Regions from separate parts of the Homo sapiens genome. Here all the other regions are linked to region 3. A link is a loop called in an ENCODE intact Hi-C map of the cell type or tissue named here. Cell type or tissue: PC-9. All regions are shown on one strand. Region 1 has its middle 69 kb from the start of LINC02111. Region 2 overlaps BASP1 (brain abundant membrane attached signal protein 1). Region 3 overlaps LINC02111 (long intergenic non-protein coding RNA 2111).

Region 1 (8,000 bases), 58 kb before region 3:
GTGGGTCTTTCCCATGCTGCTCTTGTGATAGTGAATGGGTCTCACATGATCTGATGGTTTTAAAAATCAGAGTTTCAGCTGGTCACGGTGGCTCAGGCCTGTAATCCCAGCACTTTGGGAGGCCTAGGCAGGTGGATCACCTGAGGTCAGGAGTTCAAGACCAGGCTCTAACATGGTGAAACCCTGTTTGTACTAAAAATACAAAAAATTAGCCGGGCATGGTGGCACACGCCTGTAATCCCAGTTACTTGGGAGGCTGATACAGGAGAATTGCTTGAACCTGGGAGGTGGTTACAGTGAGCCGAGATCATACCATTGCACTCCAACTTGGGCAACAACAGCAAAACTCCATCTCAAAAACAAAGAAAACAAAACAACAGACCTCCTTCTTTCCTTCTTTTGTAAATTGCCCAGTCTTGGGTATGTCTTTTTTTTTTTTTTTTGAGACAGAGTCTGGCTCTGTCGCCAGGCTGGAGTGCAGTGGTGCCATCTTGGCTCACTGCAACCTCCACCTCCTGGGTTCAAGCAATTCTCCTGCCTCAGCCTCCCGAGTAGCTGGGACTATAGGTGCCTGCCACCACACCCAGCTAATTTTTGTATTTTTAGTAGAAAGGGGGTTTCACCACATTGGCCAGGATGGTTTCGATCTCTTGACCTTGTGATCTGCCTGCCTTGGCCTCCCAAAGTGCTGGGATTACAGGCGTGAGCCACCGTGGCCGACTCTCAGGTATGTCTTTATCAGCAGGGCAAAAAGGGACTAACACAGAGATCCTGCCTCCAAAAAAAAAAAGATATAACTGCTAAATTGTGAAAGGGATCTTGAATTAATAATAAGTCTGAGATAGCGTAAGATAAAATATTTAACTGGAAAGTATTTTTATATCTTATCAAGTAATAAAGCATTAAGGATGCCTGCCTGCTAGGTTGAATATTCCCCAACAATCAACTGATGAATTGGATTAATCCAGAAGACTCCAGCACATCTATTGGGAGATGGTCAGAGAGGTTGCCTGCTACTAGCAATTGAATTGGAGATCAAATTACACTTGTTAGACAGGATTAGTATTCTGTGTTCTATCATCGATGTGACTTCTGAAACGAAACTGTCGCAAACAACATTGAAAGATACTAGAATAGTAGAGAGTGTCACCTGGATGACACCAAACACAAATCAAGACCACTTAGAATATAAGAAACTGGAAGAAAAAAAAAAAGAAAACCCGAAACGAAAACCCCCAAACATAACATCCTTAATTGAGGTCATGTTTGTTCTAATCATGCTCATTTGAGAAGCTTGTAAATGAAAAGACAAGAGACTTCCTACTAAACAGCTGTTGTGGTTGAATTAAGGAGATAAGTGGTGACAAGCAACACTCAATTGCCATATGAGAGCAATACACAGATTGGGGTAAAACAGCCAGAATTAGGGTGGTTCCTTAGGAAGGGTGTCAGATTACCTCTGAGTAAAACCAATTCCCAGGTGAATTTTAAATCTGTTTATGTGGAAAACCTGGTTACTTAAGTAGTCTGTACCTACCAGCACTAGCTCTTTTAGTAGATGAAGTATCTTCAACTAAAGAATTATTTTACTCATTATTTACCTAAATAAGTCTTACCCAGATGGAGGAAAAATTAATTTACTTCACCTAGAATTTTACTACTCTGAGATTGATGATGGGTGCCCCATCTAAAGATCCATTTAGCTAAATGCTCATGTGTGTCTGTGCAAAAGACACTATAAATAGGGGTTTTCATATTTCTGTGTCAAAGAGAATCAACTATGAAGGAAGAGTTATTTATTTATGTTTATACAAGGCAAGCTGTTTTTAATGAAGTCTCTCTTGGGGATCATGAAACAGCTCTACGTGGCCCAAACAAATGATTATTGCTGACTCATCCTGGCCAACGTGGGCCCTTTTTTTTTTTTTCTCTCTCTCTGTCGTCCAGGCTGGAGTGCAGTGGCACAATCTTGGCTCACTGCAACCTCCACCTCCTGAGTTTAAGTGATTTTCCTGCCTCAGCCTCCTGAGTCGCTGGACTACAGGTATGCGCCACCATACCCGACTAATTTTTGTATTTTCAGTAGAGCCGGCATTTCACCATGTTGGCCAGGCTCGTCTTGAACTCCTGGCCTCAAGCGATCCACCCACCTTGGCCTCCCAAAGTGCTGAAATTACAGGCATGAGTCACCACGCCTGGCCATGGGCACTTCTTTCCTCCCTTCTCCGTCTTGTTACTTTGTCTCTAAACCATAGTTCTCCATTTGTGTTCTTGGTAGCATGAGTATCACCTGGGAACTTGTAAGAAATGCATATGGTTAGGCTCATCCCAGACCTGTGGGATCAGGAACGCTGGGGCAGAGCCCAAGGATTTGTGTTTGCTCTCATCAATGTACATGACTGATGCATGCTCAAGTCTGAGAATCAATGCTCTAAATCAGGGGTCTGCAATCTACGGCTTATGGGCAAAGTCAGCTTCTTGACTGATATGGTACAGCTGGTGAGCAAGAAATGATTTTTATATTTTTAAACGTTAAAAAAGGGGGAATAGTATTTCATGAGAGATGAAAATTATATAAAATTTAAGTTTTAGTGTTTGTCCATAAATACAGTTTGATTGGAACATAGTTCCACCTATTCACTTATAGCTTTGCACTACAACAGCAAACTGGGGTCATTGCAACAGAGACCATATGGCCCAAAGGCCTAAAATACTTATTATCTGCCCCTTTACAGAAAGAGTTTGCTGACCCCGCTTGAAATCCTTTGTTCCTTCATCCTCCTCCTCTGTCTCCATGCCCACCCCCCCACACTCATTCCCATCTGAGGCCAGGACTCAGTCTGTGTCATTCGTTGTCACTGATAGTCTCCCATCTTCTTGGAACTCAGGGTCAAAGAGATTGTTGACCTTCACTTTAGCATCGTGTGCAGGGAAGCAAAGAAGCCTCGATTTTCATATGCAAACTGGATTTACTGGTGTCTGTCCAGAGGGAACATTACCCCGTGTAGCTTGCATTCACATTTTTGCTTCAGGGTTGAGGGCATGTATTTTCTTAGCATTTGATTATGGATCTGTTTTTAGAGGAACATGCTGTGGGGCAAAGGCCGGCCTGTTACTGTTTGTTCTGTCTAGAATGCTTTGGCATGCACACGGTAGATTATTGCAAATTGTTGAAATGAATATTTGTGGTTTAGGAACTCGTTAGTTGTCATTCTAGATGAGGTTATGTGTCTGTCAACTTCGGGTTCTCACTTCCTGAAAAAGATCCTCTCCTAATGTTTCATGAATTAAAGGCTCATACACACACTGCAAACTGAAGCAAGAAGTATGAACGCAATTGTACTGCCTGTGGCAAGACAAGATGCTTCTGCCCTGCAACCATCAGCTTCTTTCTGGGACAGTATGCTTATTTGCTTAATGCTAGCATAACCACCACTGAAACTGTGATCTGTGTTAAAATTAATCTTTTAAATCACTTAATAATGTGCTGCAGGAGCGGCCAATTGTACATGGACTACTTAAGTGAACTACTTTTAACATGAAGAGGAATATTTCATTTTGATTTTAATTTCACATTAATTTAGTTATGTGAGTGTCTGACAATGACACAATTTCACTTATTTTTCCCTGGGGAGATGTCAATGAATTCTCAATTTCCTTCCAAGGAGCCAGTCTTAGAATATTTGTGTGGTCTGTTTCATTGCTTTCCTTTTCCGTTCTAATAGGGCCAGCTGGGCTTTGACTCAGTGTAGCCGAGTGGGGGTGGAGGAGGGGGAACTGAATGTGTGTGTTTGTGTGTGTGCACGAACGTGTGTCTTATAAGGAGGGAAGGACTGGCTTGAGTTCCGGATTCAGCAATAAAGGGTGTAGAAGAAACAGCACTATGGAAATTTCAAATGGCAACAAATACAAGTGGAGGTCTACAGTTCAACAAAAATCACGGTTGATTATTAGTAAAAATTTTGTTTTAGACAAAATTTTCTCTCTACAGAGAGCAACTTTCTGAATGTGCACAGTGAGAGGCAGGAAACTGTTTTACTTCCTTGTTGCCTGGGACGAGAAGAAGAAGGCAGTGTCAGGTGAAGAGATGATGGGAAGGCGTGAGTAGTTTGGGAGGAGAAAAGATGGCAATACTGTGAAAAAGGCCTTTGTTGTGTTTATACCAATGACCTTTTATTCTTGCAAGTTTTTAATGAAAAAATTTAAAGATACAGAACGTTGAAAGAATAGTCCAATGAATACCTGTATATGCACCCGACTAGATTTAACAGATTCTTAACATTTTCTTACTTTTGCTTTATCCACCCATCAATGTATCCATCCGTCCATCCATCCCTTGTCCATCTGATATATCTCTCTCTCTCTTCATCCATCCCATTCCATCCATCCAAACTAGGGAGACTGAATAGTGCCCTAATTAAGAACCAGAAGAAGGCTGGGTGCGGTGGCTCATGCCTGTAATCCCAGCACTTTGGGAGGCCGAGGCGGGCGGATCACAAGGTCAGGAGGTCGAGACCATCCTGGCTAAATCATGAAACCCCGTCTCTACTAAAAATATAAAAAGTTAGTCGGGCGTGGTGGTGGGCGCCTGTAGTCCCAGCTACTCCGGAGGCTGAGGCAGGAGAATGGTGTGAACCCGGGAGGCGGAGCTTGCAGTGAACCGAGATCGCGCCACTGCACTCCAGCCTGGGCGACAGAGCGAGACTCCGTCTCAAAAAAAAAAAAAAAAAAAAGAAGAATGGTTTCTGCTCTTGATCTTCAGAGCAGAAGGATGTCTTTTTTTAGACCCACAAAAAGGGGGGTTCCATAAGGGAAGTGAAAGATGAAGGTGACTTTTGTGTTGTGATCTTTATAACAGATTCAATGGGAAGCTAAATGTCTGGCAACGATGATTACTGAGATGAAGGAAGGCAAGGACTTTCATTTGACTGAGTGACCATAACCATGAACCAACCTGAAAATTCGTTGGTATTAGAAAGTAGAAGAGTAAAGCAGATAGATAATTTTATCTTAAATTGTTGAATTTTATTACCAGGTAATACAGAAAATATTAGACTTCTTTTCTGGGGGGCAGGGTGGCGGGGGGGACAAAGTCTCACTGTGTTGTCCAGGCTGGAATGTCGTGCAGTGATCTCAGCTCCCTGCAGCCTCTGCCTCCTGGGTTCAAGCAATTCTTGTGCCTCAGCCTCCCGAGTAGCTGGGATTACAGGCATGCACCACCATGCTGGGCTAATTTAGTAGAGATGGGGTTTCACCATGTTGGCCAGGCTGGTCATGAACTCCTGACCTCAAGTGATCTGCCAACCTTGGCCTCCCAAAGTGCTGGGACTACAGGCATGAGTCACTGTGCCCGGCCAGAAAATAGTATCCTTTTTTATGTTTGTTTTCTCAGTTTGGTTTACTAATACTATCCAAACCTCAGGGTTTTTATGTATTCAGGTAAGAAAATGGAAAATGAAGACAGATTTCCAAGTACACTTCCCCCAGAGTGATTCCATAGTGACAATAGGAATACATGAATGGAAAATTCGCTTAAAAAAGAAGATGTTGGAATTATCCCTTTTATTTCAGTCTCTTAGATATCGCTTCCATGCACGTGCTGAAAACGCAGGTCTCAGGATCCTGCAAAGAACATGGCCTTGTTTCCTCCCGAGTGGCTGAAGACAATTGTAAGCCACAACACTCTCAGCCGTATCAAATCACAGGATATGGATTTTATGGATCTTTTAATTCTTACTTCAGTCTTCCTTACAAAATTTCTTAAATATGAATGGAGAGAAAGTCCGTGTTTCAAAGTAATGTGATTTTGTTTACCACTTAGAAACAATTAGTGACACGTCCTTCAATTCTTTCCTCTGCCTCTTTAAAAGTGCTATTGAGAAGCAAGGAAGCAGGACAGGACAGGCAAGACTGCACAGATAAAGAGGACGGAGCATGGCCAGGCATGGTGGCTCATGCCTGTAATCCTAGTAGTTTGGGAGGCCGAGGTGGGCAGATCCCTTGAGCCCAGGAATTTGAGACCAGCCTGAGCAACATAGCAAAACCCCATCTCTACAAAAAACAAACAAACAAACAAACAAAAAACAAAACGTTAGCCGGGTGTGGTGGCAGGTGCCTGTCATCCTAGCTACTCAGGAAGCTGAGGTGAGAGGATCACCTGAGCCCAGGAGGTTGAGGCTGTGGTGAGCCCTGATGGTGTCACTGCACTCCAGCCTGGGTGACAAAGTGAGACCCTGTCCCCAAAATAAATAAATAAGTAAGCAAATAAATAAATAAATAAATAAAGAGGATGGAGCAGCTTCTGACCTTGGGCTGCTCCGAAGCCCTCCACCACACATCTAGCTTAGCTCAGTCCAGTGGAGCATTAGCTTATCTTTGTGCACTTCAGTGGAATATGCCCCCTGTCTGGCCTGGTGTTGGAGAGTCTTTGGCATCAGGATTTACAAACTCCTCCATCACCATCAACCATCTGTAAATTCTTTGCTTTCGATTGTACTCTTGCTTCTATTCTTCTGCTGACATCTTGGTCAGGGTCCTCAATTTCAGTCTGCTCTGGCTTGGTATTCTGTTAAAATTCCAGCAAGTTAGAATACTGCCTCTCAACTCTCCCCAAAGTTGTCCATGCTGTGTGTGGCACTCCATCAATCCCCCTGAAAACCACATAGCTCAGATGGCCTTGTACTCAAAAGCATAGAATGGCCCCTATGGTGGGTACAGAGAAAAAGTCCTAACCCCCTATTTTTTTTCTATGGCCCTCAATTCCCCATCCAACTTTATCTATCTCTTACAACTCACTAATAAGAACCCCTCTGCCTTGGTTATATTCATTTATAGTTTGTAACTCCCTGAATGTATCACACTGTAAACATCAAAGGCAACAGAAATTATTATTTTTGTAATGAAATCTCGGGGAAAGTGTTAAAGATAAACACCACTGGATGTAGCAAACTTACTTAAAGTTTTAATAGCTGTTATAATTCCATATGAACCTGGCACAGTCCTTATTATAATGAACTTTTTGGTCACAATAGGTGGTAAGACAGAGTGTGTGACTAAATCCCTCCCACCTGGAAGCAGATCATGTTGTGTAGGAAGCTTCATCTTCATATGATGACTTCCTTCAATTTTTCTTTCTCTGTCCTCTTCTTTTGAACTCTCCTTCTTGACATTTATTTATTTATTTATTTTATTTTATTTTATTTTTTTGAGACAGAGTTTCGCTCTGTCACCCAGGCTGGAGTGCAGTGGTGCGATCTCAGCTCACTGCAAGCTCCGCCTCCCGAGTTCACGCCATTCTCCTGCCTCCGCCTCCCGAGTAGCTGGGACTACAGGCGCCCGCCACCGCGCCCGGCTAATTTTTTGTATTTTTAGTAGAGAAAGGGTTTCACCGTGTTGGCCAGGATGGTCTTGATCTCCTCGTGATCCGCCCGCCTCGGCCTCCCAAAGTGCTGGGATTACAGGCGTGAGCCACCGCGCCCGGCCGTTGACATTTATTTTTAAGAGGGTCTGCAGTCCCATGTTCCTGAATGTTTGCCATCCTCAGAACAGCTGGGTTTATTTTGATTGATGTCCATTGCTCATCATGCAAATACATGATTTTCAATCTGATGAATGTTCTGAGGGTTGATTATGCATGGGTGGTCTTGTCCGTGTCAATTCTGGTGGCTTCCCACATTCCCATGCTTATTACTCTAGAGTTCACTTTGCTCACTAATTCTAATCCCTGCATTCCTTTATTCTTAAAATCCTTGTGATGAAATGAGTACTTTCGAATTCAAATATTATATATTTATATGTTTGAAATTAATTTTACTGGCCAGGGGCGGTGGCTCACGCCTGTAATCCCAGCACTTTGGGAGGCCGAGGCAGGCGGATCACGAGGTCAGGAGATCGAGACCATCCTGGCTAACGTGGTGAAACCCTTTCTCTACTAAAAATACAAAAAATTAGCCGGGCGTGGTGGCGGGCGCCTGTAGTCCCAGCTACTCGGGAGGCTGAGG
Region 2 (8,000 bases), 130 kb before region 3:
GGTGGTGCGCACCTGTCATCCCAGCTACTTGGGATGCTGAGGCAGGAGAATCGCTTGAACCTGGGAGGCAGAGGTTGCGGTGAGCCGAGATGGCACCATTGCACTCCATCCTGGGTGACAGGGTGAGACTGTGTCTCAATAAATAAATAAAAGACTTTTGGAAAGGTGGAGACTCTAGACTGCAGGAGATGTGGCCGCCCCGAAAACTGGCTGAACTTTGTTAAATACAACTCATGATTAGAGGAATGAATAGTGCTGTGTTTTAACTTTGTAAAATACAACTCATGATTAGAGGAATGAATAATGTCAACTCACATCTCTGTGACTAGATGCAGGCTTCTTAGGATATTTGTAACTTGAAGAAATCTGGAAGGACCTCATTCTCTAATTGCCCATTTTCCCAATTTGCTTTACAAATCCTTCTGTGGAAAGTCTTTTTGAAAATAGCATTTTTGCTCCCTCTTAGCCTCTGGGGTTCTGAACGCTTTGGCAGTGACCATTGAGAATCACCCTGCCTTCCATCAGTTACCTTGTATCACCTTATAAAAGTCATTTGGCCGTTGCAGTGGCTCACACCTGTAATCCCAGCACTTTGTGAGGCTGAGGCCAGCGGATTGCCTGAGTACAGAAGTTGAAGACCAGTCTGGGTAACATGGCGAAACCCTGTGTCTACAAAAAATACAAAAAATAGCTGGGCATGGTGGTGCACCTGTAGTCCCAGCTACTCCGGAAGCTGAGGTGGGAGGATTGCTTGTGTCCAGGAGGCAGAGGCTGCAGTGAGCCGAGATTGCGTTGTTGCACTCCAGCCTGGGCGACAGAGCCAGACCCTGTCTCTAAATAAATAAATAAATAAGTAGATAGATAAATGCCATTTGGATTTCTGAAAGCAAGGTTTGTCTTTTAAATGTCAGTTGGATTTCCGAATGTTGGATTCTTAAAGTTCTGAACATGTAAAGTATAGGCCACTGGATCTCAGAGCTTTTTATCCAGGTGCCCAGAGGCTGAGAAAATGCCCCATAGGTTCTATAAAGGACATGGATCCTGACTTCATACAGGTCAACAACTATGTTACTGTGTTTTTATCTGGTTTAGAGGATGGGAAACCCATCAGTGTTATTATGCCTTCATTCAATTATGGAAGAAATCGGTTGAATACCAGACTGCCCAATGAATGTAGTTTCTGTATATTTTCAGGCTTTTAGACTGATCTGAAGTTGTGCCTCTATGCACGAATGCTGCTTCTTCAAAAGGTGCCAGTGGCTGGGGGTCAACTTTGATGTGGCCTATAAAGTTCCTGGCCCAGCACTTAGGCCTGCCTTTCAGGACATAACCTCTCAGCTGGATTTAAGAAATAGCATCTCTTTCAGTGTGAGGCAGCGGCAGGAATGAAGTGTGTTCGTGTCCGTGTGCTGGCGCTTCGTATGTACATTTTTGTTGCGTCTTTAACTTAGAAAATCAGTAGACTTTATGAGTATCAGAGGATAAATGTACTGCAGAGGATGAGAAAATATTTAGCGTTTTTGTGGTCTCTCTTCAGCAGTGCCTCCCTCTTTCCTGGAAAAGGGCATTGGTGACCAGAGAAATTGTGATTCTGTTTGCATCCTAGGCCACCATGGAGTTGACTTATGTGTAGACTGGCCATAGCCCAGGGTCATCCCTCCCCTCTCTGTCTTGTTCTCAGTTGCTTGTCATCATTTCCATTCAAACACTTGAATATTCCAGATCTGGGATAGTGGGCAGATGGTTTCATGCTATTCAATATTCTAGTAAATATCTTTTCAATGGTTACCTGTAGTCAGTCACATTGTCAGAATTCTCACTTCAGCTATACGTGTGACAATCCCTTGGCTCACACTTAAATTTAACCCAGTGCTTGTAAACTGTGGAAATTAAAGGACCTAGTTGATACCAAATGTCCGTTATCTGGAGTAGCCTCTGTCGGTAGCTGGATGCCTTCATTTGATGTGAAAACAATTGTGTCATAGTTGAAAATAAAAGAATGTTTTTCAGCATGTGCTGTTGCTGTGTGCTGGATAAGACTTTTATAATTAAAAATTTCCCCTGAATGTCAATACATATATGGTATTCATTTTATAGTGGACTATGCTGTGTTACTTTAGAGAGGCTACTGCTGCAGAACCATCAGAAAATATCTGTTTCAGCCCCAATTGGACATGACTCTCGGGTATGCTGTTGTTTAATAATCATTACATTAGACGGTTCAATCTTTATCCAAAGATTGGACATTCTCATTGCATACATTTGAGGGTTAATAAAACCAAGCTCAGGCACTTCGGTATTCTTTTAAACTCTGAATGATGTCCCCTGTAGAATGTGAATGATTTCCAGCCCGTGTTTACCATGTCCTAAAACACGCATATTTATGGGTGCCTACAAGATGGCACAGAATGAATCAAAACCATAATCTCTTAAAAAATATGTACCACACTGCAGTTGTGCTTGTTGATAATTTAAAAAGCACGTTTACATGTGGTGCGCCTATTCTAGGTCTCCTTGATTTCCTTCTTCCCTTTGTACCACCACTCCATGGGCTGTAGCATCCTTTAAGTATGGAGGCCCTGCTCCATGTCATAGTAACCATCAACACACACTCCCATCCCCAATTAACTGTAGTTTGCAAAATTATATATGTGTTGCATTGTAGAGGCTCATTGGCATAAGTATTCCTGTAGACAAACACTTATTAAAATCTAGAGGTCTTCTTTTTTGTATTTTGGTGGCACTATTTTATTTTCTGAGATCTCAAACTTTTACACTTTCATGGCCCTTGTGAGCTCAGACCCCCTTATTCTGTGCCTGCAGAGCCCAACGCAGGAACCGTCCCTGTTGTTGGCCTTGCATTGATGGTGGGCCTGTCCTGTGTGGGGTGCAGTAAATGTGAGTCTTCCTGCAGCCTTCTTGCTTTCATCCAGAAGCAAATTTGGTCAAAACAAGAAGCCATCTGCTCCTCTCTTGGGGATGCCTGTAGCAGCAAGTCAGGATTTTTATCTCCTTGGATTGCAACATTCAGGGCCTTCTGCGTGGTAGATCCCTACTGAGCTTTGGGGCCAGCAAAAGTCTAGATGGGTATGATTAACTGGTGAGGAATTTCAGAAGCCAGATGCAGTTACTGTTCCAACCATGAGGCTTTTCCAGTCACATTGAGTCAATGCTAAGGCATTTTCCTGGCATACACTTTTTTTAACCCTTCCTAAAATCACAAAACCAAAGGGTTTTAACCCTTTGAGTTTGAGATCTCAGAAAATAAAATAGTGCCACCAAAATACAAAAAAGACCTCTAGATTTTAATGTGACCACAACCTTTTTACCTTTTTTAAACTTCAATTTAGACTCTATTTTTTTTCTATAAATGATTCTGTCTGTAGTAACGTTTATCTATCTTTGCATCTTCCGACTTTATTAATTTTTCTTCAACCCACAACTTGATCTAAGTCTTTTTCTTGACCATTTGTAAGGCTTCTCATTCTAATGTGTTTTAAGGATTTCCTTTTATTTTTACCTATTGCTGACACCCTTCTTGCTAGTGCTGTTTTGTCCACCTATACTGAGGTACACCATTGATTTTAATTTTTTTTTCTTCTTGTTTTTAAGACTGGAGTCTTGGTCTGTCCTCCAGGCTGGAGTGCAGTGGTGTGATCTCAGCTCACTGTAACCTCCGCCTCTTGGATTCAAGCAATTCTCGTGCCTCAGCCTCTAAGTAGCTGGGGTTACAGACATGTGCCACCACGCCCAGCTAATTTTTGTATGTTTTTTTTAGTAGAGATGAGATTTCACCATGTTGGCCAGTCTGGTCTCAAACTCCTGACCTCAAGTGATCCACCTGCCTTGGCCTCCCAAAGTGCTGGGATGATAGGCGTGAGCCACCGCGCCCGGCCCTGATTTTAATTTGGGGCATATTCCACTTGACTTTAAAAGGTCGCTTTGTTCTTTACAAAACTTTGCACTTCGTAAAAAGTGTGTTCTTTGATGAACTTGTCTATTCTTTTCTGAAATTTTCAGCATTGACTTTATGGTAACTATTAACAATCAGTCTAATTTTTTGTTACTATTTATTTTTTACAGCATCAATATATAATTTATGTGGAGAAGTCAATGAACAGACTTGGCATTTTTAAGTGATTCTATACTCCAAATACTGGTCATTGAGAAAAGTTTGTTTGAGAGATGATCATAGGGGAAGGGGTCGCATGAATATTGTATCGTCTAATGTATTGAAGTTTATTTTTATTTTTATTTTTATTTTAGTTTTTTGAGACGGAGTCTCGCTTTGTCGCCCAGGCTGGAGTGCAGTGGCCCGATCTCGGCTCACTGTAAGCTCCACCTCCCGGGTTCATGCCATTCTCCTGCCTCAGCCTCCCAAGTAGCTGGGACTACAGGTGCCCACCACCATGCCCGGCTAATTTGTTGTATTTTTAGTAGAGATGGGGTTTCACTGCGTTAGCCAGGATGGTCTCGATCTACTGACCTCGTGATCCGCCCGCCTCGGCCTCCCAAAGTGCTGGGATTACAGGCGTGAGCCACAGCGCCCGGCCAAAATATTTTAACCTGAATTTTTGGTGTTTGAAGAGTGGTTTTGAGCGATCTACACGCTGTTAGATTTAGATTTTGCTGCATAGAACAGAAAACCTAAAACTAAAATGGCTTACGTGAGAGAAAAGGTTAACTCTTCATATGTTAAATTCCAGAAATGGGTTCTAGGGCTGATCTGGTAGTTGAGGGGTGTGATCAAGTTTCCAGATTTCAGATATCCAAAATACCCTGATTTTATCATTACACATTGTATACAAATATCAAAATATCACATGTACCCCCAAAATATATAATGTGATTATATGTCAATACAAAACCATTAAATATCCCAAATACCCCGATTTTATCATTACACATTGTATACAAGTATCAAAATATCACATGTACCCCCAAAATACATAAAATGGTTATACATCAATACAAAAGCATTAAACATCCCAAATACCCTGATTTTATTATTACACATTGTATACAAGTATCAACATATCACATGTACCCCTAAAATATATAAAATGATTTTACATCAATACAAAACCATTAAATATATGTTAAAAAGATTTCAGACTCATCTCTCAGCTCTTCCTTCCACAGTGTTGGTTTCTGTGGAAGGGTCCAAACAGCGGCTGGAGCTCCAACTGTCTTTGTCTAGCAGCAGGAGGAGGTAGGGAAGAACAAAAGCTTTCTCAGAAGGCCATGCAGTATTTCAGCTCATATTTTGTTTTCTAGCACCTAGCAGTGGAGTTATGAACATATTTTAGTGGAACATATTTAGTGGAACATAAGCATTGGATGTGAGGGTAGCGGTGGTGGTGGTGAAAGTTGGTCCAGAAAGACTCCCACATTTCTGGCTGGGCGATGGGGTGGATGTGGTTCTAATCTCTTGGGAGGGAGCAGAGGAGAAAGAAGGTTCGGGTAGGTGAGAAAGGTAGTGATGAGCTCACTTGGGGAAATGTTGAGTTTGAAGGACATCCTGTTGGGTCAGTTGTAGACCACTATGTGCATGAGTCTGAAGCTCAAGAAATAATCTAGTGGGCGCTAGAGTGTAGACAAAGAATCCTCAGTATCCCAGAGGGCTTTCAAAACCCTTCAACTGGATGGGTCTCCCAGCAAGTGCACCAAGACTGAATTGGTGAGCGCCAAGGATGACAGCCCCTTGAACCTTTGGAGGAAGTCATGGACAGAGGGCAGAGGAGAGGAGCTTAGGTTGGGACTTGGAGATGAGAAAGCTAGGTCTAGGGAGAATTAAAGGGAAGCTGTGACTGGGGAGTAAGCTCATGATAAGAAACAGCTGTGTTTTCTTTAGCTTCATTTTTGCCATTCGGCTATTATTTTTTGGTATTATGGAAACATCGCAAACATGAACATTCTAACTTTAGAGGTGGGCAGGCAGGAGATAATCAGAAGGGCGCCACAAGACCATGTAATCTGCTCAAGAGGGAGCATTTAAGTCTTTATTGTCTTATTTAATTTTTATAAATCCCCTCTCATGTAAAGGTATTATTATCCCTATTTTGTACTTGTGTAAAAACAGGCTCAGAGGTTAGGTTACTTGCTGTGTGCCATGCAGCAGAAAGGGATGGAACTCTTGCTTGACACCCAAGCACGTTTTTTGGAGATGTTCTCTGTGGATGTTGTGCCTTGGCACCACACCTCCTGGGGAGTTTAACCTGTGTGTCCAGAGTTTTTGACCTGGTACGTGCTGTGTAGCAACCTGTCTCTTTGCTCTCAGGCAGAATACATAGAAGAAGGAATTAGAGTTAAGAAACAAAAAGACTATCTTGTTTCCCAATCTTAAAAAGTTCCCATGTGACATTGTTTTTCACTGATAATATTGTTGCAAACCAAAAAGTTCCTGATTAATCTTTGCAATATCCTTTAGACCTGAATCACACTCTCATCTGATCATAGGAACTGAGTCACTAGTGAAGTACCTTCATCTAAGACTCTGGGCAGGGGTCAGTCAAGTTTTTCTTAAAGGGCCAGATAATAATAAATACTTTAGACTTTCCCAGCCATGCAGTTTCTGTTGCAGCTCCTCAACTCTGCTCTTGAGTGTGAAAGCACTTGCTGATAATAGGTCAATGAATGGCCATGGCTGTGTTCCAATAAAACTTCAGGTAGCCCAGTATACTCACCTCTCCTCTAGAAGAAAAGACGAATTCTAGAATTTCTAGCTCATAATCTGGCAAGTAAAATCATCTGACAAAATCATAAAATAATCAATTGGTTTTTTTTTCATTATTTTCAAAGTTCAAAATATTTAGTTACTTTAAAAAGGACTTATCTCTGTAATGATTATTTATTTGTTTATTTGTATTTACTTTTTTAAGACAGGGTCTCACTCTGTCACTCAGGCTGGAGTGCAGTGGCGTGATAATGGCTCACTACAGCCTCACCCTACTGGGCTCAAGTAATTCTCCCACCTTAGCCTTCCCAGTAGCTGGGACTACAGGCGTACGCCACCATGCCCAGCTAATTCTTTGTATTTTTTGCAGAGATGGGGGTCTCACTATGTTTCCCAGGCTGGTCTGGAACCCCTGGACTGAAGTGATCCTCCTACCTTGGCCTCCCAAAGTGCTGGGATTACAGGCATGAGCTACCATGTCTGGCTTATAATGATCTTTTACAAGTGTAATGATGGTTTTAGGAGAACAGATGCACAGTATGACATTAGATTCCCCACTTTCTTCTCTATTTTGTTTCTTTCTGTGTAGTCTTGCTGGAATTCTGATTAATCATGGTCCTTCCCAATCTCTCAGAATGACCCATATCTTTCAGAACTATTGTCTTAATCATGAAGACCCTCAATTACCAAATTGAGAAGTTTATGTTGCTTTGACCACCATCTGTGTGCATCCCGATACCTGGGGTTACAGACTGGAATCTGTGATCAAGGGAGAGCGTGGATACTTGCTTTATTAACAAATTTACGTGTGTTTTACTCACCAGTGATGAGAAGACCACCGACACATTCAGGAGGCTTTATGGAACAGAGAAATCCTTCAACATTAATTACTGTATCTAGTGTTTTTTTTTGTTTTATGCAAAAGATGTACGTAGCTATTTTGGAAAAGCATTATAAGTAGAACTTGCATGTTGATAGCTTTAGGATGTGTTCAGATTACAAATCTCCATTTGTACTATACTTGAGTTTTTGGTAATTTGAACTAGACTAGATCTTTAAGGGAAAAAATATATATATATTTTTTCTCAGAGAACAAACCAGGAAAACTTTAGCATCTTGAAGGTAAATTAGTGTTGATTATGACAAGTGAGAATAATTAATTTGCAAATAGTCATAAGCAGATTATCTTTTTAGCAGTTAGTTCTCATTTATTTGTAATTGAAAAAACAAATATCTGCTAACATAATTGTAATTCATCTTTTGTGTTCATTTTTAAAGTGCCTGTTCCTTTCCAGACAAGCTGCACTCATGCATGGCAGTGTTA
Region 3 (8,000 bases):
ACCCCACAACAGGCCCTGGTGTGTGATGTTCCCCTTCCTGTGTCCATGTGTTCTCATTGTTCAATTCCCACCTATGAGTGAGAACATGCAGTGTTTGGTTTTTTGTCCTTGCGATAGTTTGCTGAGAATGATGGTTTCCAGCTTCATCCATGTCCCTACAAAGGACATGAACTCATCATTTTTTATGGCTGCATAGTATTCCATGGTGTATATGTGCCACATTTTCTTAATCCAGTCTATCATTGTTGGACATTTGGGTTGGTTCCAAGTCTTTGCTATTGTGAATAGTGCCACAATAAACATACGTGTGCATGTGTCTTTAGAGCAGCATGATTTATAATCCTTTGGGTATATACCCAGTAATGGGATTGCTGGGTCAAATGGTATTTCTAGTTCTAGATCCCTGAGGAATCGCCACACTGACTTCCACAATGGTTGAACTAGTTTAGAGTCCCACCAACAGTGTAAAAGTGTTTCCATTTCTCCACATCCTCTCCAGCACCTGTTGTTTCCTGACTTTTTAATGATCGCCATTCTAACTGGTGTGAGATGGTATCTCATTGTGGTTTTGATTTGCATTTCTCTGATGGCCAGTGATGATGAGCATTTTTTCATGTGTCTTTTGGCTGCATAAATGTCTTCTTTTGAGAAGTATCTGTTCATATCGTTCACCCACTTTTTGATGGGGTTGTTTTTTTCTTGTAAATTAGTTTGAGTTCATTGTAAAATATTACAATTTAGATATATGCCAGAAATTATATCCTTTGCAACTGCAGCCATTTAAACCAACAATAAAGAATTTTAGATGTCAACTTAAAAATGTATTAATCAAAAGTTTGAAGGTCTTAACCACTGGCTAACAATGTTTTGAGTTGCTATTGGAGGCGTTATATAATAGGCATATTTTTTTTCCTTCCAATGAGTTCTTTGTTTTTAGTTTATTCACATGTTTAAAATATTTTCATCAATCTTTAGTCCTATCACAATGGGGGAACGTGGACACTTTTACATGCTGAAGGACAAGAGCTGGTAAAGAGGAATCTATGGAAGATACAGATAAGACAAAGGGAGCATTGATGGCCCAAAGCCCTGGAGAGGGGAGGAGCAGCAGGGATGCATCGCTGGGAAATGTAGCTTGGACTGAAGAACGTGAAGAGGCAGGCCGGCCTTTTTCTCTGCCTCTGGTGGGAAGGAAGTGAGAATGAAAGTGGATGTTACTAAGTTTGATGGTGATGGTGGAGATGGCAGAGTGGAGTTTTGTTTAGCTAATACAAGGCAAATCGCCTCAATTTGCTTGCTGAAGGAAGAAGTTATTCTTTTTTCTTTTGTTTGAGGGTGAATTAAGCAGAATTTGAGTAGTCAGCATGCAGCATGCAAAGGTTTGGGACTGCCTCCTTTAGAATGGGAGAGGAGTCTTTAACCAAAGTCTACCAAAAGATTTTGAGATGGTGCCCAGGGTCCGGTTGTCTCCTGACTATGACTATTTATATGTGAGTCAAATGTTGGGCTTACTCCTTGACAATGAATTTTAATTTAATTTTGCTTGTGAGACAGAATCCTGCTGATTTGCAATTCCCCCTCCCTGCTAAACTGCTGATCTCTGACCATTTTTCTAGAAGTTGATTCTCTCAGGATTTAGACAACTTCACTGTTTTCTTCTTCTTTCTGTTACAGCAGGAAGAAGAAAATGCAGAGTCTAGTTTGTGTCTGGTGCTTATTCTCTACTGTGAATCAACCCCAAGCCTTCTCTGGTCCTCAGAGCTCTGCATCAGCCTGTTTAAATGCGAGAACCAGAGGGACCCTGGGAGTCACTAACCGGGAATTTGTGTTGTGATGTAGGAAGAGGTGGCTGACAGGACCATAGGCAGGTCCCAAGCTAACATCTTGTGTCTCAGAGTTTATTCATAGACTTTAACAATGGATGACGTCAGGGATCAAAACTGCGCTGCTATTTAAATTGTCTAGTATTTGCAATGCCTAGCAGACTATGCCCTGAATATTTGCTACTACTGTTTAGCCTCTTAAACATCACCTTGCAATGCCCTCGTCCTGTTTTCTTTACCTAATTTACCCCTTTCTTCTGAACCATGCTCTATGCCAAGGATTCGCAACAAAAGTTAGCACCAAAATTAAAGTAATTAACAGCATAGCTTCCCCATCACTCAGGGGCTCATAAACAAAAACTGTTTCCTAGGTCTTGGCTTAAAAATCTTTATCTGAGGGTTTTTTCTTTAATTAAAAAAAATTTGCACCTGGTGTTATTTTTGGTTGTGAGCACAAACATCTAATAAGCACTTTCAATCAACTGTGTTAGATTGACTGTTTCTCATCCTGTTATTATTTGTTTACATCTGTCTCCTATATTTTATTCTCTCCAATGTTATAATGGGGGCATATCATGGTGCCTAAAAACCATACAATGTGGATCATATTCTTTCTGATCATAATAATCCACTTTTAGAGAAGTCTCATGAATCTTATTACTTTGAACCATAGGCATTTCAGGTGAGTGGTAGGTTGAGTTTGATTTAATTTTGTAATGGGCTACTCCATCAACTTGCAGCTGTGAAATGTCGGCTAACCCCCATCTCCCAGCTCCCTAAAGGAAGGGAGCCTAGTGTGGGAGCTCCAACTTGGATATGGCTTTGTGTAGGAGTGAAGCTGTTTTGCCCCCTGGGACAGACTTCCTGAGAGGAAAGTCTCCCTCACCATCTCTTCTCCATCCACCCTTCTTTTGTAGTCTCTGGCCTTGGAAATAAATCTGAACATGCTCTCTCTTTCTCCTCCCTCCCTCCCTTCCTCTCCCTCTCCCTCCCCCTGCAAGACCATGTGAGTGCAAATCAAAAGCCACAGATTCCCGAGTGCAGGAAATGTAACTTAATTTATTTTCCAATAATGGAATTTAATTCCTATTACATACCTTCATTTTACCAGGCAGCAAAACCTTTAAGTTAATTTAGTCCCCACCCACCCTCCTCATTTTTAATGGGGTCCAGCCTCATTTCCAAGGAGCTTTACCTGGTGCCTCTGCCTCGTGGGGATGGGAGGGGGTCTGGCTGTCCCTGTTATCAATCCGCAGCACTCATTTCTGCCCGCCTGTTGGTCATTAGTTCATTCAGATAATGCTCCGGGTCCTCTGGCTCTAACAGTGGACGCCTGCCAGGCATGACCTCCAGAGAAATACCTGCATGCCTCCCGCAGGGCTCCTAGATGGACGTCCTGTCTGGGTAACCACCCTATTGTGCTCCTCGCTCACTGTGCTGAGTCACTGGGATTTTTTTTTAAATGTAAACAAAGGTTTTTTTTTTTTTTTTTTTTACTTTAAGTTCTGGGATACATGTGCAGAATGTGGAGGTTTGTTACACAGGTATACACGTGCCATGGTGGTTTGCTGCACCTATCAACCTGTCATTTACATTAGGTATTTCTCCTAATGCTATCCCTCCCCCAGCCCCCCACCCCTGACAGGCCCCAGTGTGTGATGCTGCCCCCACACCCTGTGTCCATATGTTCTCATTGTTCAACTCCCACTTATGAGTGAGAACATGCGGTGTTTGGTTTTCTGTTCCTGTGTTAGTTTGCTGAGAATGATGGTTTCCAGCTTCATCCATGTCCCTGCAAAAGACATGTACTCATCCTTTTTTATGGCTGCATAGTATTCCATGGTGTATCTGTGCCGCATTTTCTTTATCCAGTCTAACATTGATGGGCATTTGGGTTGGTTCTAAGTCTTTGCTATTGTGAATAGTGCCACAATAAACATACATGTGCATGTGTCTTTATAGTAGAATGATTTATAATCCTTTGGGTATATATCCAGTAATGGGATTGCTGGGTCAAATTGTATTTCTAGTTCCAGATCCTTAAGGAATCACCACACCATCTTCTACAATGGTTGAACTAATTTACATTCCCACCAACAGTGTAAAAGCGTTCCTATTTCTCCACATGCTCTCCAGCATCTGTTGTTTCCTGACTTTTTAAAGATCGCCATTTTAACTGGCATGAGATGGTATCTCATTGTGGTTTTGCTTTGCATTTCTCTAATGACCAGCAATGATGAGCTTTTTTTCATATGTTTATTGGCTGCATAAATGTCTTCTTTTGAGAAGTTTCTGTTCATATCCTTTGCCCACTTTTTGATTGGGTTGTTTTTTTCTTGTAAATTTAAGTTATTTGTAGAGTCTGGATATTAGCCCTTTGTCAGACAGATAGTTTGCAAAAATTTTCTCCCATTCTGTAGGTTGCCTGTTCACTCTGATGGTAGTTTCTTTTGCTGTGCAGAAGCTCTTTAGTTTCATTAGATCCCATCTGTCAATTTTGGCTTTTGTTGCCATTGCTTTCGGTGTTTTACTCATGAAGTCTTTGACCGTGCCCAAGACTGGGTCTTGCTCTGTCATCCAGGCTGGAGTGCAGTGGTGTGATCTTGGCTCTCTGCAACCTCCACCTCCTGGGTTCAAGCGATTCTCCTGCCTCAGACTCTCCAGTAGCTGGGATTACAGGCACCCATCATCATGCCCAGCTAATTTTTTGTATTTTTGTAGAGAGAGAGTTTTACCATGTTTGCCAAGCTGGTCTTGAACTCCTGACCTCAGGTGATCTGCCTGCCTCAGCCTTCCAAAGTGCTGGGATTACAGGTGTGAGCCCCTGCGCCCGGCCGGCTTTGGGATCTTATGGCTTTCCCAGGATGTGTATGGGTCCTTCCAGGAAGAGGGTGTAGGTTTCAAGCCTATCAGTGCTCTTTTGGGATTGGAAGGAGAGCGGCTGGGGCTTAGGGCTTCTTCTTAGTCACCCATCAGCTCTGAATTGTCCTCGTCTCCTCTGAATCTTTCTTTCCCCTCTTTCTTCTAATTGAAGCAAACTTCATCTCATCTTCAGGAGAGAAAAAAGAACCTCTGCCTGATATGAAAATTACTTCCCAGTGTTTTTAGGCTGGGGCCCACCTAGGCTTTTTAAACTCAAACGCTGAGGGTAGCAGCCTGCCTCCTGTCCCTCTGTTCTTTATGCCATTATCTTTTTTTAAAGAAATTTTTATTTTTTGAGATGGACTCTTGCTTTGTCGCCCAGGCTAGAGTGCAGTGGTGTGATCTTGGCTCACTGCAACCTCTGCCTCCCGGGTTCAAGCGATTCCCCTGCCTCAGCCTCTCAAGTAGCTGAGATTACAGGCACTCGCCACCATGCCTGGCTAATTTTTGTATTTTTAGTAGAGACAGGGATTCCTCCATGTTGGCCATGCTGGTCTTGAACTTGTGACCTTACATGATCTACCCACCTGGGCCTCTCAAAGTGCTGGGATTACAGGTGTGAGCCACCATGCCTGGCCCCATGATCTGGTCTGATTGTTCTCCACAGCATTTTCATCAACTGGTACTTTAAATTTTTTTAATTTTCTAGTTATTTGTTCATTGACTTCTCCCTACTAGAATACAAAAGTCAATAAAGATAAAGACTGGGTCTAATTTATTCACTGCTTTATTTTCAGCACTTAGAACAGTTTCTTGCACATACATGGGGTCAATAAATGTTCGTTAAAAAAAAAAAGTGAATAAATGAGTGGAGTTGATGATCTTGTCCTTTGAGTTATTCCTTTCTTGAGGCAGTGGAAGTGGCCTGAGCTGGGGAAAGGGCTTTAGAGCCACAGATCCCAGAAAAAAAATACGTCGATACTATCTCACGATGTTTCCCATTACAAATAGGCACCAGGTAATAACTATATGATTTATAGGCTTATTATGAAAATGGGGTTGTTTTCCTAAAGGTAGAAGCATCTCTGCCCAGTTCCTTCGAGGCAGATATATTTCACTTTCTGATGTGTGTGCCGGAAGGCCCTTGGTGATTTGGAATGTAGCACGATGTTTTGTCTCCAGATAGCTCAGTAGAGATCGTTTTTTTTTGAAGTTACTTTTTTTCATCTTACTTATTTAGTTACTACAAAATTGACTAAAGTAAGTAGAGATATTCTGTTCTCAGTCATATTCATGTGTTCTAGCTGGAGTCACTGCAAAATCCTTGTTTACATTTTTCTTGGAAACTCTTGATATGGCTGGTTGCAAAACCACTGTGGAATGCAATAAAACATGGAAATGAAGACACTAGTGGGAAATGGACTTGTAGTTTATGATGTTGTTTTCTTCTGACAAGAATACACGTATAGATAGATTTATTTTTATAAGACTAACGTATTTTTTCTAAGCTGCTTTGTTCTAAATAGAACTGTCGCTCCTACTTTTTTTCCCCCAAATCTGAACTGAGTATGAAAGAACAGAACTATTTTGAAAAGATTTACTGACTCACCGGTGTATCCGCAGTAGAGATAGCAGACGCCAAAGACATCCACTGGGGAAAACCTGTGAAAATTCATAAGGTCACAAGTCTTTGTGCAGATTCTCTTGGGTTGCAGAGAGGAGAGATTTGGAATTCTCTTTGAAAGTACAGCTTAGTCATAGATCACAAGCACCAGCAAGACTAATATTTTAAATTATATGTTTATTCTTGATACTGAATGATTATTCTGCACCTAGGGAATTAATGTCTTTGCAGTCATTTAAAAATACTTGACAGTAACAGACCCTTCTCTACCAAATGATCACGAGGGTTAGATATTGGGGGGTTGAAAGTATAGCTCATTTTTGCAGATTCTTGTGTGTTTGAGGACCTATTTCTAAGAATTACGCTTTCCACATAATTCAAGCCCTAGTCAAGCTTTTCCATTCTGATAGCTTTCAGTTCAGATGTTCCTCATTTTATGCAGTAGCGCTCCTTTGAAAATGCAACTAAGCTAGACCATCTTTTAAATGTACTGAAAGCACTGGCTGTAATAAATCACGAAAAGCGATATCTTCTCCAAACTGAATCACTACCACTAATGTAGCTGACTTTTAAATTTGAATTCCCTGAGGTTTGGCTTAAAGCTTGGCTTTGGGCCAAGCTGCCATTAGGAGATTGTGCGGCTAACTCCAATACACTCTGTGTAATTGCCCTCAGGCTTCTAAATGGTCCCAACTAAAGGGTGAGACACATTTTTTATATAATTTTGTAGTCAACAAAGACACAGTATGGAAATTGTATTACAATTTCCACTTTACATTAGCTGTTGCTGCTTGTGTGCATATAAGAAAAGTAATAATAAAGGTATAATTAAATTGGAGAGAAGAGTGTATTTCTATCCTGTTGGTGCTTATCCTATTGTAGAGAAAGTGAGAATAAGATATAATCTGGTAATGTGGCCACATGGGTCATGACTCTTTGACCACATATACATTATATGCTTGAGGCCACGTTTCTCATCCATTTTCCCTGTTCACTGTCAAATGGAACAATTTATGAACGATGTCTAAGAGCTGGTGGAAGGAATGTATTTATTACAGGGTCTCTGCATCTTAGTTCCTGCTATATGGTTTTGTGGCTCATAAAAGAATGCAGACTTGCCCAAAATATCATTTGACTGTAGGTGATGACTGTCAGTACTACTCTTAGAACTAAGGGGCTTTCTCCTGTTTCCCTGGAATGTGGACAAATTATTTCCCACTGAGAGCTAAACTTTGAAATCATTTCATATGAGATCAGAACTCTGAAAAAACACAGAACTCTTCAAAAAGAAAAAATTACACAGAACTCTCAAGAAAGAAAAAAAATGGCCGTTAGGACTTTCTAACCCAGTGAAAACTGTCTTTCATTAGCTGTGTTACTACCATCATCCTGAATGGAGGTGGAGCCCACTCAGAAGCTTGACTAAAAGGAGAGTCACAGGCAGACATGGTATTACCCGTCTTAGCCCTCCGTCTTAGCCCTCTCTGGGGGAAGTTAGTTTAGCCAAGAAACCTCAAATATTAAGGACTCCAACTGATGCCACTGTCTCTGTTCTAGAGACTGTAGCTCAATAACATGACATTTCCAGTTCATCGTATTCATTCTGTTCTGATTCCAGTTTCACTAGGCTGCATACTGAAGCTAGCTCTTCCTTTCTTTTACAGGTATACACCCATTTCTCAGTTCAGTGA

Evidence for each region. Hi-C counts contacts between places; a loop is a spot of excess contacts. Peaks named below come from ENCODE experiments on the same cell type or tissue, not always from the same donor. Only the 100,000 strongest peaks of a DNase experiment are listed, where the experiment ranks them.
Region 1: a loop joins it to region 3, with 5 times the contacts of the local background. A loop is called at or near these places in 2 of 110 quality-filtered maps.
Region 2: it touches region 3 in a loop (10-fold over the local background); 2 of 110 quality-filtered maps call a loop at or near these places.

Annotation. Positions count from the first base shown.
Region 1 is chr5:17,313,944-17,321,943 of GRCh38, forward strand. No RefSeq gene overlaps it. Among named protein-coding and RNA genes, the nearest start is that of LINC02111, 69 kb to the right of the region's middle. In PC-9, no CTCF peak of the experiment used is centred here; a DNase peak (open chromatin) is centred at 3,188; H3K4me3 peaks cover 418 bases; H3K27ac peaks cover 1,488 bases.
Region 2 is chr5:17,246,351-17,254,350 of GRCh38, forward strand. The region is part of intron 1 of BASP1 (brain abundant membrane attached signal protein 1); the gene reads left to right. Among named protein-coding and RNA genes, the nearest start is that of BASP1, 33 kb to the left of the region's middle. In PC-9, no CTCF peak of the experiment used is centred here; DNase peaks (open chromatin) are centred at 3,071 and 6,381; H3K27ac peaks cover 2,246 bases.
Region 3 is chr5:17,372,440-17,380,439 of GRCh38, forward strand. LINC02111 (long intergenic non-protein coding RNA 2111) reads right to left here. Exons shown (of 3, transcript NR_033975.1): 3 at 6,467-8,000. Among named protein-coding and RNA genes, the nearest start is that of LINC02111, 11 kb to the right of the region's middle. In PC-9, no CTCF peak of the experiment used is centred here; a DNase peak (open chromatin) is centred at 3,232; H3K4me3 peaks cover 475 bases.